Linked DNA regions of Homo sapiens: all the other regions are linked to region 1. The links are chromatin contacts, found by Hi-C or POLR2A ChIA-PET in ENCODE. All regions are on one chromosome and are shown on one strand. Each heading gives the region's core, a stretch centred on a gene start or an enhancer-like site at or near the end of the contact. The rest is flanking DNA. Distances are from core to core; before and after follow the strand shown.

Region 1 (5,166 bases), core at 1,534-4,033:
GAGGTTGAGGCAGGAGAATTGCTTGAACCCGGGAGGCGGAGGTTGCAGTGAGCCAAGATCGCGCCATTGCATTCCAGCCTGGCGACAGAGCAAGACTCCAACTCAAAACAAACAAATAACAACAACAACAACAAAAAGGCATTAACAACAACAACAAAAAGGCATTATTAGGAAATAGTTAAATAAAGATATCAGGGATTGGGCCATGCACACATCTGGGGGAACATGATTCCTGCAAAGGGAATAGCAAATGCAATGGCTCTTGTAGGGGCAGAGGGTTGGAGAAACTGCAACAGGGCCAGTGGGGCTGAAGCACAGAGAGAGAGGAAAAAAACAAGGTAAGAGAAGAGACAGTTAACAAGGGGCCCAAGTCATAAAGCCCATTTGAAGAACAGTGGCTTTCGCTATAAGTGACAAGGAAAACCACTGAAGTTTTTAGCAGAAAGCAGATGTCATCTGACGTACATTTTGACAGGATCACTCTACTTGCCACATAGAGCCTGGCATTTAGAAGGTGCTCAAGAAACGACCAGTTGAAATTGCATAAAAATTAACCAGGCCAGGGCCGGGCGCAAAGGCTCACACCTATAATCCTAGTACTTTGGGAGGCTGAGGTGGGCGGATCACGAGGTCAGGAGATCGAGACCATCCTGGCTAACACGGTGAAACCCGTCTCCACTAAAAATACAAAAAATTAGCCGGGCCTGGTGGCGGGGGCCTGTAGTCCCAGCTACTCGGGAGGCTGAGGCAAGAGAATGGCATGAACCCGGTAGGTGGAGCTTGCAGTGAGCTGAGATTGCGCCACTGCACTCCAGCCTGGGCAACAGAGCGAGACTCACCTCAAAAAAATAAAATAAAATAAAATAAAATAAAAATTAACCAGGCCGGGTGCGGTAGCTCACGCCTATAATCTCAGCACTTTGGGAGGCTGAGGTGGGTGGATTACCTGAGGTCGGGAGTTCGAGACCACCCTGGCCAACATGGAGAAACCCTGTCTCTACCAAAAATACAAAATTAACCGGGCGTGGTGGCACATGCCTGTAATCCCAGCTACTCAGGAGGCTGAGGCAGGAGAATCGCTTGAATCTGGGAGGCAGATGTTGGGGTGAGCTGAGATCGTGGCATTGCACTCCAACGTGGGCAACAAGAGTGAAACTCCGTCTCAAAAAAAAAAAAAATTAACCAGAGTCGGGTGTAATGGTTCACTCCTGCAATCCCAGCATTTCCGGAGGCTGAGGTGGGCGGATCGATTGAGCACAGGAGTTAGAAACCAGCCTGGGCAGTATGCCGAAACCCTGTCTCCACTAAAAATACAAAAACTAGCTGGGTGTGGTGGCAGGTGCCTGCAGTCCCAGCTACCTGGGATGTAAGGTGGGAGGATCACTTGAGCCCCGTAGGTGGAGGCTACAGTGAGCTGAGATCTTGCTGCTGTACTTCTGGAGACCCTGTTTCAAAAAATAAATTAACCAGAAACCAGCCCAGTGCAATAACTCACACCTGTAATTCCAACATTTTGGGAGGCTAGGCGGGAAGATCACTTTAGACCAGGGTTCGAGACAAGCCTGGGCAACAGAATGAGACCCTGTCTCCACAGAAAAATTTAAAAATTAGCCAGGTGTGATGGCATCTGTAGTCCCCATGACTTGGGAGGTTGAGGTGGGAGGATCGCTTGAGCCCAGGAAGCCGACGCTGCAGTTCAGCGGTGATCGTTCCACTACACTCCAGCCTGGGTGACAGAAGGAGACCGTCTCTAAAAAGATAAAAAAATTTAAAGAAAAACCAACAAAAAAATTAACCTGAAACCCCAGCATCTCTTGCAGTTCTGAGATGGGACAATTTGAGGGTAAAAGGTGGTGGTGAAGCCTCCAGATAGAATAGGGACAGAACTTCTCAGCTGAACGGGGGCCCATTCCTCAGTCCAAGAGAGAGCGAGACAGAGATGCACCCCTCCACACTCACTTTATAAACCAAGAAACTGGAGCACAGAAACGTAAATTGATTTGTCCAAGGTCAGCAAAGGATCAGCGCCAGAGCAAAAGCAAAGGGCTAATAGAGAAACATCCTCTCCCCGCTCCGCAGCAACGTCAGAGACTTTCTGAGGTGAGATGCATGCTCCTGCAAAGCGTCAGCAGTGACTCACATCGATTCCAGGGACAGCGGCGCCAGCCCGGGGCCCCCGCGGGCGTGGGCCTGCTGGGAGGTGGCTCTGCGGGAGCGACGCGCGAATACAGGCCGCAAATGATAGGCGGGCGGCGCAGGAGCCCCATCTGGAATCCCCGGCGGACTCGCACCGCCTCCGGTTGACAACAATGCTAATATGAGACGCCACTGCTAGCAGCTGCAGGCTGAGCTGCTCTGGCGAGTCAGACGCCCTTTAAGCCTCAGTTTCCCCATTTGTGAAAGGAGCCAGCGCCGCTCAACAACCCCACTCCCACCGCCACCCCTGGGGCGCTCGGCCGTCGAAGGCTAAGTGAAGAAGGCCGAGGGGGCAGGCAGAAGGCGCACACGGGCGCCACGCCCTCCTCGCCCCGCACCCCTGTTCCAGGCAGGTGACGGGGAAAGGAAAGGGACCCTGACTCTACCGTAAACAGGCGGCGCCGCCGCGTGGGGGGAATCGAGCGCGCGCCTCCGCCCTCTGGGGCGGGGACGGATTTAGGGTCCGGGTCAGGCCGGGGTCGCCACCTCCGGATCCAGCGGTCCAGATGTCCAGCCGGCTAGTCTGTTAGCTCTCTCGAGCTCCCGGCCTCACGCGCTTCCAGCACCACCTGCTCTCCGCACCGCGGCGGATGATGGCGGAGGAGGAGGATTTTGAAAGCCGGCAGTTTCTTTGCTTCGATTTGATTTGTTCGAGGCCCCGGCCGGCTTGCCCTCGCCCCGCTCGCGCGGCCTCTCGGGTAGAGTAGTCCGGTTCCCCATCTGGGAGCGCGATGGGGCGCGCACCGCGAACTACCCGTCCCATGGCGCACCGCGCGCAGAGCGTCCTCCACCGCCCTCCTCTTCGCCCTCCCCTGGTGGCTTCTGGCTCTTTCTCGCAGAGACCGCAGGGAGGTGTTCAGCCGGGAGCGCCCAGAGACTACAATTCCCAGAATGCGTTGCACCCAGGTCCCTCAGCTCTTCCGGAAAGGTTTTGTTCGCGTAACTTTGTTGATAACAGGTACTGCTGGCTGCTGGGTCTCTTGGGCAAGACACAGGTATCCATTTCCCGAAAGAAAAGACTCTTTTCCGTCCCATGAAACTGAAAGGGCATTCGAAGGCTTCCACATAAATATGCACAAATTACCTGATAATTAAAAAGGGGAAATAGTAACTATCGTAGAGAAGCTCCGCAGACACCACTTGAACGGCCACGTTAACATCAACAGCAGGACAAGCTGACATTCATCGCACGCTTTCTGTGTGATGCACTGAGAAAAACACGGCGTCACCGTCCGGTCTATAATGCATGACCTTAGTCTAATCATGAGAAACCCAAGCTGAGGGACATGGTACAGAATAACTGATCTGTACCCTTCCGGAAATGTCTGTATTATGTAAGACAAAGAAAAACTGAGGAACTGTTGCCGATTACAGGAAACGAAAAAGACAACTGAATGCAAGACATGGTCCTGGATCGGATCCTGGGTGGGGATTGCTATAAAGGACAATACTGAAACAGCAAAACTTGACTATATTAGATAATAGTATTGTATCAATGTTAAATTTATTAATTTTGATTATGGTACAGGGTTATGTAAGAGACTGCCCTTGTTCTTGGAAAAAAATGCTGAAATAATTAGGGACAAAAAGGACATGATGTCTGCAACCTTTATGGTTAAAAGAAATATACCTATACATATACATAGAGAAAGCAGAGACACAAATGTGGCAAAATGTTAATCAGTTAATCTGGTTGAAGAATATGGGAGTTCTTTGAACATTTTTGCAACTTTTCTGTAGGTGTGAATTTAAGCATAAAAACACAAACAGCGTTTTTTTTTTGTTTTTTTTTTTTGAGATGGAGTTTCACTCTTGTTGCCCATCTTGGCCTCCCAAAGTGTTGGGATTATAGGCGAGAGAGTGTGAGACCAGCCTGGGCAACATGGTCAAACCCTGTCTCGACAAAAAATACAAAAATTAGTTGGACGTGATGGTGCAAGCCTGTAGTCTCAGCTAAGGGCCTGAGGCAGGAGGATCTGGAGCCTGGGAGCTTGAGGCTGCAGTGAGCCGTGATTGCACCACTGCATTTCAGCCCTGGCGACAGAGCAAGACCTTGTCTCAAAAACTGAAAAAAGAAAAAAAAAAAAAGTTAAACAGATCATGCAGGCTGGGCGCAGTGGCTCACACCTGTAATCCCAGCACTTTGGGAGGCCGAGGCGGGCGGATCACCTGAGGTCAGGAGTTTGAGACCAGCCTGACCAAAATGGAGAAACCCCGTCTCTACTAAAAATATAAAATTAGCTGGGCATGGTGACGCATGCCTGGAATCCCAGCTACTCGGGAGGCTGAGGCAGAAGAATCGCTTGAACCCGGGAGGCGGAGGTTGCAGTGAGCCGAGACGCACCATTGCACTCCAGCCTGGGCAACAAGAGCGAAACTCCGTCTCTAAATAAATAAATAAATTAATTAATTAATTAACAGATCATGCCATATCCTTTTACACACAGCTCATTTAATCTTCACCACCACAAGGGAAGTGGGCATCATTACCACCCTTCCCAGCACAGAGATGAGAAAACTGAAGCTCTAGACAGAGTGTAACTCTCCCAGTTCTCAAAGTTCCTGAGATGTGGATCCTCTTTCCACCTTCCCTCTCCTTTTTACCTACAAGGCCCATGTCAAATGCTACTTCATGAGTCTCTCCCTCCTGCAGGTGCCCACAGCAAGATGCAAAGCCCCACAGCAGTTGGCCTGGGACTCTGGGGCTCTTTGACAGAGTTAACACTGTTCTTGGCAGTTTCCTCCTCAGCCTGGGAGGGTCTCCAGAGCAGACGCTGTATCCATCTGGGCAGTATCTTCTCTGGGCCTGGCCTGTCATAGGTGCTTCAGGTTTCCCCATTTGAACCAGATACCAGTCGGGTTACCGGATGTTTGCTTAAAATGAGTCATAGGCTTCCTGCTATTCCTGTGCTGCTTCCAGCTAGGACTGATCGAATCAGTCTGGATTTTCCTTGGGGTGATCCGCAGGCT
Region 2 (5,166 bases), core at 1,001-3,500, 520 kb before region 1:
GCGCCATTGCACTCCAGCCTGGGTGACAGAGCAAGACTCTGTCTCAGATAAAAAAAAAAATTAAAGATAGAATTACCATATGATCCAGCAAATTTACTTCTGGGTATGTATCCAAAAGAATTAAAAGCAAGGTTTCAAAGAGATATTTGTATACCCATGTGCACAGCAGCATTATTCACAATAGCTAAAATGTGGAAGCAACCCAAATGTCGATAGAGAAGCAAAATGTGATATATACATACAATGGAATATTATTCGACCTCAAAAAGGAAGGAAATTCTGACCTATGCTACAACATAGGTGAACCTCAAGAACATTATGCTGAGTGAAATAAGCCAGTCACAGTTAGACAATTACTGTGTGATTCCACTTAGATGAGGTACTTACGGTAGTCAAAATCATAGAGACAGAAACGAGAATGGTGGCTGCCAGAGGACAGGGGAAGGTGGGGAGTGGGGAATTAGTGTTTAATGGGTTTAGAGTTTCAGTTTTACAAGATGAAGCGTTCTAGGATGAATGGTGCTGTTGGTTGAACAATATTACAAATATATTAAATGCTTCTGAACTCTACACTTAAAAATGGTTAAGATGGGGCGGGGCGCGGTGGCTCACGCCCGTAATCCCATCACTTTGGGAGGCCGAGGTGGGCGGGTCACCTGAGGATGGGAGTTCAAGACCAGCCTGACCAACATGGAGAAACCTCGTCTCCACTAAAAATACAAAATTAGCCGGGTGTGGTGGCGCATGCTTGTAATCCCAGCTACTGGGGAGGCTGAGGTAGGAGAATCGCTTGAACCTAGGAGGCAGAGGTTGCGGTGAGCCGAGATCGTGCCATTGTACTCCAGCCTGGGCAACAAGAGTGAAACTCTGGCTCAAAAAAAAAAAAAAAAAAGATTAAGATGGTATGCCATGTGTATTTTACCACACACACACACATGAAAATTAGGAGGGGAAAAAAAAACCTCATCTAGTCTCTGTACTAGTTTCCAAGTAAACATCTCTGTATTAATCAAGATAAATCCAAGTCCAGACCTTGATAATAACAAGAATTCACAGTAAGCCTAAACTGTTCTTCCTGGTCAGTCTTCATAAAGGTAAAATGAAACAATTAATGCTATGTCTCATTATTATTATTATTTTTTTTTTTTTTTTGAGGCAGGGTCTCACTCTGTCGCCTAGCCCTATGTCTAATTTTTAAAGTACATTTAAAATTAGCCAGGCATGGTGGCTCATGTCTGTACTCCCAGCACTTTGGGAGGCCAAAGTGGGAGGATTGCTTCAGTCCAGGAGTTTGAGACCAGCCTGGGCAACATAGTAAGACCCTATCTCTACAAAAATAAATGAAATAAAATTAGATTTAATTTGTTTTTTTTTGAGACAGTCTCACTCTGTCACCCAGGCTGGAGTGCAGTGGCATGATCTCACTGCAGCCTCTGCCTCCTGGGTTCCAGTGATTCTCCTGCCTCAGCCTTCCGAGTAGCTGGGATTACAGGTGCCTGCCACCAAATCTGCCTAGTTTTTGTATTTTTAGTAGAAATGGGGTTTCTCCATGTTGGCCAGGCTGGTCTCAAACTCCTGGCCTAAAGTGATCCCCCAGCCTTGGCCTCCAAAATTGCTGGGATTACAGGCGTGAGCCACCATGCCGGTTTTTTTGTTTTTGTTTTCTTTTTTTTTGAGACAGGGTCTCGTTCTGTCGCCCAGGCTGGAGTGCGGTGGTGCGACCATGGCTCATTGCAACCTCTGCCTCCTGGGTTCAGATGTTCCTCCCACCTCAGCCTCGCAAGTAGCTGGGACTATAGGCGTGCACTACCATGGCTGGCTAATTTTTGTATTTTTTGTAGAGGCAGAGTTTTGCCATGTTGGCCAGGCTGGTCTCAAACTCCTGGGCTCACGTGATCCACCAGCCTTGGCATCCCAACGTGCTAGGGTTACAGGCATGAGCCATGACACCCGGCCTACATTTTAAATTCTTAGAGTACAAGCACCTTATCTTCTTTCCCAAGTCTACATGTAGACATAACTGCTAAGTAGAATGGGGGTCCTAATCACCCCTCCTCCCTTGTTGAAGGCCCTCTGTGACCTGATGCTGTTTCTTCTCCTCCGCTTCAATATTTGTTCAACCCAGAGGTCCAGGTTGGAAAGCTTCTGGATCTAATTCAAACCAATGCACAAATAATAAAGTATCATCCTCTTCCTACTTTGCATATGCTATTTATTTCCTGTCGAGGTCCTCCACCCACTGCTTGGTGTATTTCTAGTTCAAATGTCACCGCCTGGCCCCACAGTTCAATACAGAGTTAGGTCCCACTTCCTCATGCTCTCAAAGCAACTCCTGAACATTTACAGCACATTTCTCATCAGAACTCATCAGCGGTACAATTTTAAGTTGTTTTTGTCTGACTCCCACGCTGAACAATGACATACATGAGGGCAGAGACTATTATTCATCTGTATAATCCCAGCAATCTGCATAGTGTTTGGATATGGCAGATAATCAAAAATGATTTCTTAAATGAATATAACCTTATTCTTAGAATAGGAATTTGCAATTTAAGAAGGTCCTCCATATGACACCCACACAGGGAACCACCTGCTGGATTGGCCATCCAATTTGCCAATGGGTTCTATAGAAACCACAGCAAAACAAGAATGAGGTGCACGTGACACAATTACATCAATAGTGCCCTTAGGGTAGATCATTTTGGTGACTCCAATTAAAGAATAAATGAAGATAAATAAATAAATACATTTCTAATTAAAGAAATAAATGAAGGTTACTTTTTTTTTGCGGGGGATGGAGTCTTGCTGTCACCCATGCTGGAGTGCAGTGGCATGATCTCGGCTCACTGCAGCCTCTGCCTCCTTGGTTCAAGCTATCCTCCCGCCTCAGCCTCCCAAGTAGCTGGGATTACAGGCGCCTGCCACCACACCGCTAATTTTTCTATTTTTAGTAGAGACAGGGTTTCACCATGTTGGTTGGGCTGGTCTTGAACTCCTGACCTCAGGTGATCTACCCACCTTGGCCTTCCAAAGTGCTGGGATTACAGGCGTGAGCCACTGCACCCGGCCTAGATGGCTTACTTTTAAGGACATCTGAAGAATGTAGTATGGCAGGGTAAAAAGAGCCTCAACTAGGAATCCCTACCCCTATTCATGAGGTGTGTGACTATAGATAAATTACCCTTTAAGCTTCAACTACTTCACCTGTTAATGGGAATAAACCCCATACGCTGGAGTTGTTACAAGGATATCAAGATGTACATAGGCCGGGCGCGGTGGCTCAAGCCTGTAATCCCAGCACTTTGGGAGGCCGAGGCGGGCGAATCATGAAGTCAGGAGTTCGAGACCATGATGTTCGAGACCAGGAGTTCGAGACTGGCTAACATGGTGAAGCCCCATCTCTACTAAAAATAGAAATAAATTAGCCGGGCGTGGTGGTGGGCACCTGTAGTCCCAGCTACTCAGAAGGCTGAGGCAGGAGAATGGCTTGAACCCGGGAGGCGGAGCTTGCAGTGAGCCGAGATCGCACCACTGCACTCCAGCCTGTGTGACAGAGCGAGACTCTGTCTCAAAGAAAAAAACAAAAGATGTATGTAAATTAATTGTGACTAGCATTTAGTGGGCATTCAATTTCTTGTATAGAAGTTTCAGTACCCACTCTCATGCTCTGTAACTAGTTTCAAACAGAGTTCTCCTTCCTTTTCAATGTCATTACAGACTGAATCCATTTGCTGGGTCCCACAGTTCACTGTCCAGTATGTACTTGCCACACATTTTTTGAACATCTCTTTTGAGTGTTGTGGTAGGCACTGGTCTCTCCCTTTCCTTGACTCTCATACCAACTCCTAATTTCTTTTTCACTCTGTCTTTAAATAGTAGCTTTCCTTCTTCTCCACTTAGCCCCTAGAAAACTTTTTTTCTTGCTCATTAAGCCCACTGAATACACTTTTCAGGGGCAACAAGTATATCCCAGAAAGATCAGCACTAACCTTCAATTTATATAGTAATAAAAGCCCTCCCACTGCTCCTATGAAGGCAAAACAAAACAAAACAATCAGGGTCTCAATCAGCCACTTTTTTGTGGTGGGTGGGGGGTGCGGGGTATAGGTTCTTGCTCTGTCACCCAGGCTGGAGTGCTGTGGTGCGACCATGGTTCACTGCAACCTCCGCCTCCTGGGCTCAAGCGATCCTCTTACCTCAGCCTCCCAAGAAGCTAGGACAACAGGCATGAGCCGTGGTGCCCAGCTGATTTTTTTTTTTTTTTAAGTAATTGAGACGGGGTCTTACTATGTTGCCCAGGCTGGTCTCGAAGTCCTGGACTCAAGTGATCCTCCTGCCTTCGCCTCCCAAAGTGTTGGGATTACAGGCGTGAGCCCTGGTGCCTGGCCTCAATCAGCCACTTTTAGTGCTATTCTCATGAATATCCTACAAATGAGGCTTTGTGTATGTTGGGTATTCTGGTGACATTCCACACTGCCAGGCAAGTAATTAATTCACTTGCCCAGAGAAGGGCTCTCCTTAGGTGTGTGGCATTTGGCTCCTCAAGTCACCATTCTTTAGCTTTTCAAAAGAGCCAAGGTGAGTCACTAGCTCAATCAGTGATGTTGCCATTAAACCAGTTCATGTTTTACTGATTAACTGATAAGTGTTTGGGAAACTTGACTACTAAATAAAATATAAAATTACTGGATTTGGCTCCTTTTTTGAGAAGATACAACAAAGGAAGGCTCCCAAAAAAGAAACGTTCACAATTAAAACAAACGGGAAGATTGAGAGGTCATCATTTCTACTTGACAGATGAAGACCTGGAAGCTCAAAAAGGTCAAGTGATCTGTCTGTAGCCACAAATGCTAATAAAGTGACAGAATGAAAACTGGGACCAGGTCTGGCTCAAAATCCAGAGTGCCTTCCACTAAATCACAGATACATCTATTCAAATAGCCATATCCCTAACCAGTAACAATGATATCATAATAGTTGTTGCTAACATTTATCTAGCTCTTCTCATGTGGCAAGTACCGGGCTAAGCGACTTACGTGTATGATCTCATTTAATCCTCACAATCCCCCTATGAGGTAGGTTTATCAAGATCTCCGTTTCGCCAGGCGTGGTGGCTCACGCCTATAATCCCAGCACTTTGGGAGGCCAAGGTGGGCGGATCACCTG
Region 3 (5,166 bases), core at 1,057-3,556, 510 kb after region 1:
TTGAGACCAGCCTGGCCAACATGGTGAAACCCCATCTCTACTAAAAAATACAAAAATTAGCTGGGCGTGGTAGCATGAGCCTGTAATCCCAGCTACCCAGGAGGCTGAGGCAGGAGAATCACTGGAACCTGGGAGGCAGAGGCTGCAGTGAGCCAAGATCGCGCCACTGTACTCCAGCCTGGGCAACAGACCAAGACTCCGTCTCAAAAAAAAAGAAAGCTTGGGGGCCGGGCGCAGTGGCTCACACTGTAATCCCAGCCAAGGTGAGTGGATCACTTGAGGTCAGGAGTTCTGAGACGAGCCTGGCCTACATGGTAAAACCCCATCTCTACTAAAAATACAAAAATTAGCCGGGCATGGTGGTGCATGCCTGTAATCCAAGCTACTTGGGAGGATGAGGCAGGACAATCACTTGAACCTGGGAGGTGGAGATTGCAGTGACCAGAGAGCCGAGATTGTGCCACTGCACACTCCAGCCTGGGTGGCAGAGTGAGACTATGTCTCAAAAAAAAAAAAAAAAAGCAAGCTTGGGGCTGTGGCAGTGGTCAGAGACCCTCTGGTAGGTGGCTGGTTGCACCCAGAGACACTGCAGTCCAGAGATACTGCAGTCCAGAGGTGTGTGTGAGGGTAGTTTGCTTCCTCTGCACCCCTCTGGCTGCCTCCCTGGCTCTCTTCCTTGCCCCTTCCGTGCAATAGTTCCCTGTTGAATAGCAACTACCTAGCCCAGGTGTTCAGGACCCAATTTCAGAATCCATCCCACTATTCTCAGGAGCACTTCTGTTCTTGCCTGACCATTCTTGACTGTTTTGGGCTCTGGAAGTGTGATGCCCCCATGGTTGGCCCCACTTCTCTGCTGTTTTCCTCTCATGTTTTGCTGCCAGCTGCCTGGGAGGGGTGGCTGTATCCCTGTCCCACATCAGAAACTGATCCTCAGGACTTGAAGGCCCAGAAGTGGAGAGAGAATGAGACCTGGAGACAAAGGGCATAATTGTTGGGGAAATGGATGACAGCTGAAGCTATTCATATGGAGCCATATACTCTATTGTTGAAATAGAATAAGGAAATAAAATGATACACTCACATACCTGCGCGAGCTCTCCAAAAACACTGTACTACCTTGTCTACCAGGAGCTGGTTTCTCAGCCAGTTGGATAAGGGATTGTTTCAGCAAGGAGACTGATGGCCTCCTCAGGGAAGGAGGGACGGGACAGGATTTGTTCTTGTAACAGCATTCAAGGAGTCAGCTGGGTGCCTCAGCTGTACTCAGAGAACACCAGTCAGGCCATCCTGGGGCTGGCAGGGCAGAGAAAGGCCTAGGGGTTGGGGCTGCTGCGATTCAACAGCTCCCAGAGGCACTTGACCTGCTCCCTCGCCTCACGTGGAGGTGGATAGAGGTAAACTTTCCAGGCAAGGAGGGTCAAATTCTCAGCTTTCCTATCAGAACGAAACTGTCCCAGCCTCAGCCCTTGTCTGGCTAAAGTAGGTCACCTCTGTCCCTTCCCGTACAGCCGTCATCAGAACTGGTGTTTATGCACCCTCGTGGGTAGATCCTGGGAATGCATGTCCAGCTTGGTCCCCGGCATGAGGTCTGCGCTCGACAGTGCCTGCCCTGCGCCTGTTCTGGGGAGCTCAGCCCAGACCGGGCCTCCAGCTCCCTTCCCGCCCGGCAGGGGCCCCGGGCCCGGAGATGGCCACGCCACGCTGCCTTCTCGGGTCTGACTGTCCTGATCCTGCGCAAAAGTGGGGCTGCACTCGGCCTAACGAACGGACGAGGAAGCCCCCGCCGCACTTGGCTTATTAGTTGGTGGACCGGAGGGGCAAGGAGGGGATGCCCGAATCCTGCACTGAGTCTCTGAGGTCCTTAAAGAAGAACAAAAGTGCTAGTCACCGCCCACTAAACTCACGTTGCGATCTAAAGTTTAAAAACTCGGCCACAGACGACGACACAGTTTCAGGGAGGGCGCGCAGAAGGTCGCCCGGCCGACAGGAGCTGGGACCCCAGTTTGCTGATTCACGCCTTAAATTGGGCACAGACCCCACCCACAGATTTAACTTCCTCCAACACAAGCTAAATCCAGGGCCACGTACCCAGGGCCCGCAGGAGGGACAGGACGAGGATGGTGCCCACAGCGCGCTGGAGGCACGCCAGAGCCTGGAGGGGCAGGCAGGGGCGGTGGAGCGGGGCCGGAAGTGAGGCTAGCGGAGCCCCGCAGTGGCGGCTCGCGCTCATTGGCCGGGAGCAGCGCGGTGGGCGGGACGGAGCTCGGCGGTCTGCGCTCGGTTGCTAGCCGTTTGCTCCCGCTTTCAGTTGCTTTGCTGTTAGCCTGTTGGACCTTCGAGCCTAGCTGCTCGCACAGGACTCGGCCACCTGCCCTTCCTGCACCGACTGGCCAGGTAGGTGGCTGTAGGGGCCGCGGGCTGCAGGTTCCCGGGAAGGATAATGAGAGAACCGAGGGCCTCGAACCGGCTGCAGGTGGTGGGGAGGGAGTTTCGTGGACCTGGACGCCTCTGTTCCTTGAGAAGGCTCGCTCCCTCCTCCGGGAGCTCCGAAGGCTCGGGGTCAACCACCTGGGCCCCCGACCCCGGTAGCTGGCTCAAGGCCCGCCACTACCTGGTACCTCTGCAGGAGTTCAGAGCCTCATGCTGAGCCAGGAGGAGCTCCGGGTGACGCATACGGCAGGATCGGGATTGAGAGGCTGAAAAAGTGAGTTTAACAGTAGAGAAAGCAGGACCTGTCCCGCAGGCTGCTGTTCTGGCTTTTCTTTCCCACTACCTGCTTCAGTCATTGCCAGCTGTCTGGTATTCTCCTTGGCCCCTAAAGTTTTGCCCTAGCCTGGTTCTGGTTCCCTTGAGTTTGGAGCAGGAGGTGGAATGTGGAGGGTCCTGGGTGAACTTGGACTATTCCTTCTCTAGGTTTCACTTATCTCGTCTGCTTGGGGGTAGGGGGTTCTCCGGATGATCTCTGCAGCCCCTCACTGTCTGTAACTGAGCATCTCTCCCCTGGGGCAGGTGTCCTGGTAGTTCAGTAGCCAGCTCTGATCTCAGGTAGCCTGTGCTCATTTACAAAGAGTCAGAAGACAGAGCACTGGACTTAGAGCCAAACAGACACTTGGTTCAGCCTGGGAATAGCTGTGTGACTTTGGGCAGTCACCTCATTTTTCTGTGCCTTGATTTCACATTGGTAACATTGGGGAGTTGTAATCTGAGTGTGAGACCTCTCCTGACCACTTTATGTAATCTTGTACCTGACCGACACCCTCTCATCCCTCTGTGCTTATTTTACAAGTTTATTGATCAACTCTTATCCCTACTAGAGACAAGTACCATGAGTGCAGAGATTTTTGCTTATTTATTGCTGTATTCCCGCCTCTAGAACAGTGCCTAGAGTGTGGTAGGTACTGTCAACCTAAATAGCAGAGTGAGAGACTCTAAAAAAATGATGTTTACTTGGGAATAGACATTGTAGTGACAATATGTGTGCCATAGTAACCTGTGTACGTATTTGGGGAGGTAAAGGAAGACAAAGGTTTTGAAAAGGAAAAATGAGGATTACATGATTATTTTGAGATAGTTATCCTTGGCTACAAGGATGAATAGCAAGAGTGGTGCTAGTCTGAGGTTGGACAGGCAGTTGCAGGGCAGATGTCCTCACAGAAAGATTTTTCTGTGTAAGTTTGCAGTGGCCTTTGTGCAGGGTTGTGGTTTTTGCATTTTTTGTGATCTTGTTATCAGTCATTTGTGCATAAGAACCCTCTTTTCACAACCTTCCTCGGTTTTATTTGTCAGAGTTGTTGTTCTTGTTTTTTCCCATTGGAGAATCATGCTTTAAATTTGTCAGAGTTTTTAACACAAACGACTCTGTTTTGATTCTAACAACTTTCATATTTCCCCCTTTTGGTCAAGATCTTTCTCCAAAAACTTTACTGATCAGTCATCCTGTAGTTAGGTCCCTCAGTGCTGGGACGGACCTATCTTGGGTTGTTGGTCTCTTGCCATGTTGGAGACTAGGAGTCTCCAGTTGGAGACTGGTGACTAGGAGTCAGTGTCAAAACCCTTGTAGTGGTTGGGAGCAGGGGCTCACGTCTGTAATCCCAGTACTTTGGGAGGTCAAGGAGGGAGTATCACTTGAGTCCAGAAGTTCAAGACCAGCCTGGGCAACCGCCAAGGCGGGCGGATCACCTGAGGTTGAGAGTTCGAGACCAGCCTGACCAACATGAAGAAACCCGTCTCTACTAAAATACAAAAATATATATAAATAACATCCGGGCGCGGTGGCTCACACCTGTAATCCCAGCGCTTTGGGAGGCCGAGGCAGGCGGATCATGAGGTGAGGAGATCGAGACCATCCTGGCTAACACGGTGAAACCCCATCTCAACTAAAAATACAAAAAATTAGCCGGGCGTGGTGGCAGGTGCCTGTAGTCCCAGCTACTTGGGAGGCTGAGGCAGGAGAATGGCGTGAACCCAGGAGGCAGAGCTTGCAGTGAACCGAGATCGCACCACTGCACTCCAGCCTGGGCGACAGAGCAAGACTCTGTCTCAAAAAAATAAAAAATAAAAAAATAAAAAATAAATAAAATAAAATACAAAAATTAGCCGGGCGTGGTGGCACATGCCTGTAATCCCAGCTACTAGGGAGGCTGAGGCAGGAGAATCGCTTGAACCTGGGAAGTGGAGGTTGCGGTGAGCCGAGATCGCACCATTGCACTCCAGCCTGGGCAACAAGAGCGAAACTCCGTCTCAAAAAAAAAAAGTTATCTGGGCATTGGTTGGGGAGTGTGCGGGAGTCAGTTGGGTAGAGGATCACTTAAGCCCAGGAGTTTCAGGTTATAGGGAGCTATGATTGTACCGCTGCACTCCAGCGTGGGTGACAGAGCGAGACCCTGCCTCAAAAAACCCCAAATACCTTTTAGCCACATTTGAGCAGCAAGGGAGGTTTGGAAGGAGTGGCTCTCAAGGTATGTCTACCTGGAGTTCATTGTTAAGTTCAATTTTGGCTGTTCCATAGGCATTTGCTGTCATTGCAAACTTCTGGGCCAGCATTATTCTGTCAGGAGTGATACTTCAACAAAAATTTAAAAAGTAATAGGTATAAAGTTTAAAAAGAAAATAGGGCTGGGCACGATAGCTCACCCCTGTAATCCTGGCACTTTGGGAGGCCAAGAT

What was found. A loop is a pair of places that touch in the nucleus more often than their neighbours do. ChIA-PET counts read pairs that join two places held with the same protein, here RNA polymerase II (POLR2A). Pooled maps may share reads with other maps.
Region 2: a pooled map shows a loop between it and region 1 (3-fold over the local background). The contact joins the enhancer-like site here to the promoter of RANGAP1 in region 1. A Hi-C loop is called at or near these places in 1 of 50 pooled maps. POLR2A ChIA-PET finds 5 or more read pairs at or near these places in 3 of 52 experiments (B cell, Panc1 and WTC11).
Region 3: a loop to region 1 is called in a pooled map, with 9 times the contacts of the local background. The contact joins the promoter of CCDC134 here to the promoter of RANGAP1 in region 1. A Hi-C loop is called at or near these places in 1 of 37 single-sample maps with no recorded cell type and 5 of 50 pooled maps. POLR2A ChIA-PET finds 5 or more read pairs at or near these places in 1 of 52 experiments (CD4-positive, alpha-beta T cell).

What each region holds. Positions count from the first base shown.
Region 1 is chr22:41,283,404-41,288,569 of GRCh38, forward strand. It overlaps RANGAP1 (Ran GTPase activating protein 1), which reads right to left and starts at 2,784. Exons shown (of 16, transcript NM_002883.4): 1 at 2,583-2,784. RefSeq lists enhancers at 2,487-2,556, 2,987-3,206, 3,237-3,306, 3,627-3,676.
Region 2 is chr22:40,762,626-40,767,791 of GRCh38, forward strand. No RefSeq gene overlaps it. Among named protein-coding and RNA genes, the nearest start is that of MIR4766, 49 kb to the right of the region's middle. RefSeq lists a silencer at 2,373-2,472. Within about 2 kb of position 2,251, at least 2 of the 41 ENCODE cell types and tissues checked have a DNase peak (open chromatin) inside an H3K27ac peak, as active enhancers do; they include B cell, where a contact is called at or near this core.
Region 3 is chr22:41,798,373-41,803,538 of GRCh38, forward strand. It overlaps CCDC134 (coiled-coil domain containing 134), which reads left to right and starts at 2,307. Exons shown (of 7, transcript NM_024821.5): 1 at 2,307-2,394. MEI1 (meiotic double-stranded break formation protein 1) reads left to right here. Exons shown (of 31, transcript NM_152513.4): 31 at 882-1,082. The coding sequence ends at 927. RefSeq lists enhancers at 1,128-2,114, 1,890-1,969, 2,040-2,119 and silencers at 1,590-1,679, 2,270-2,329.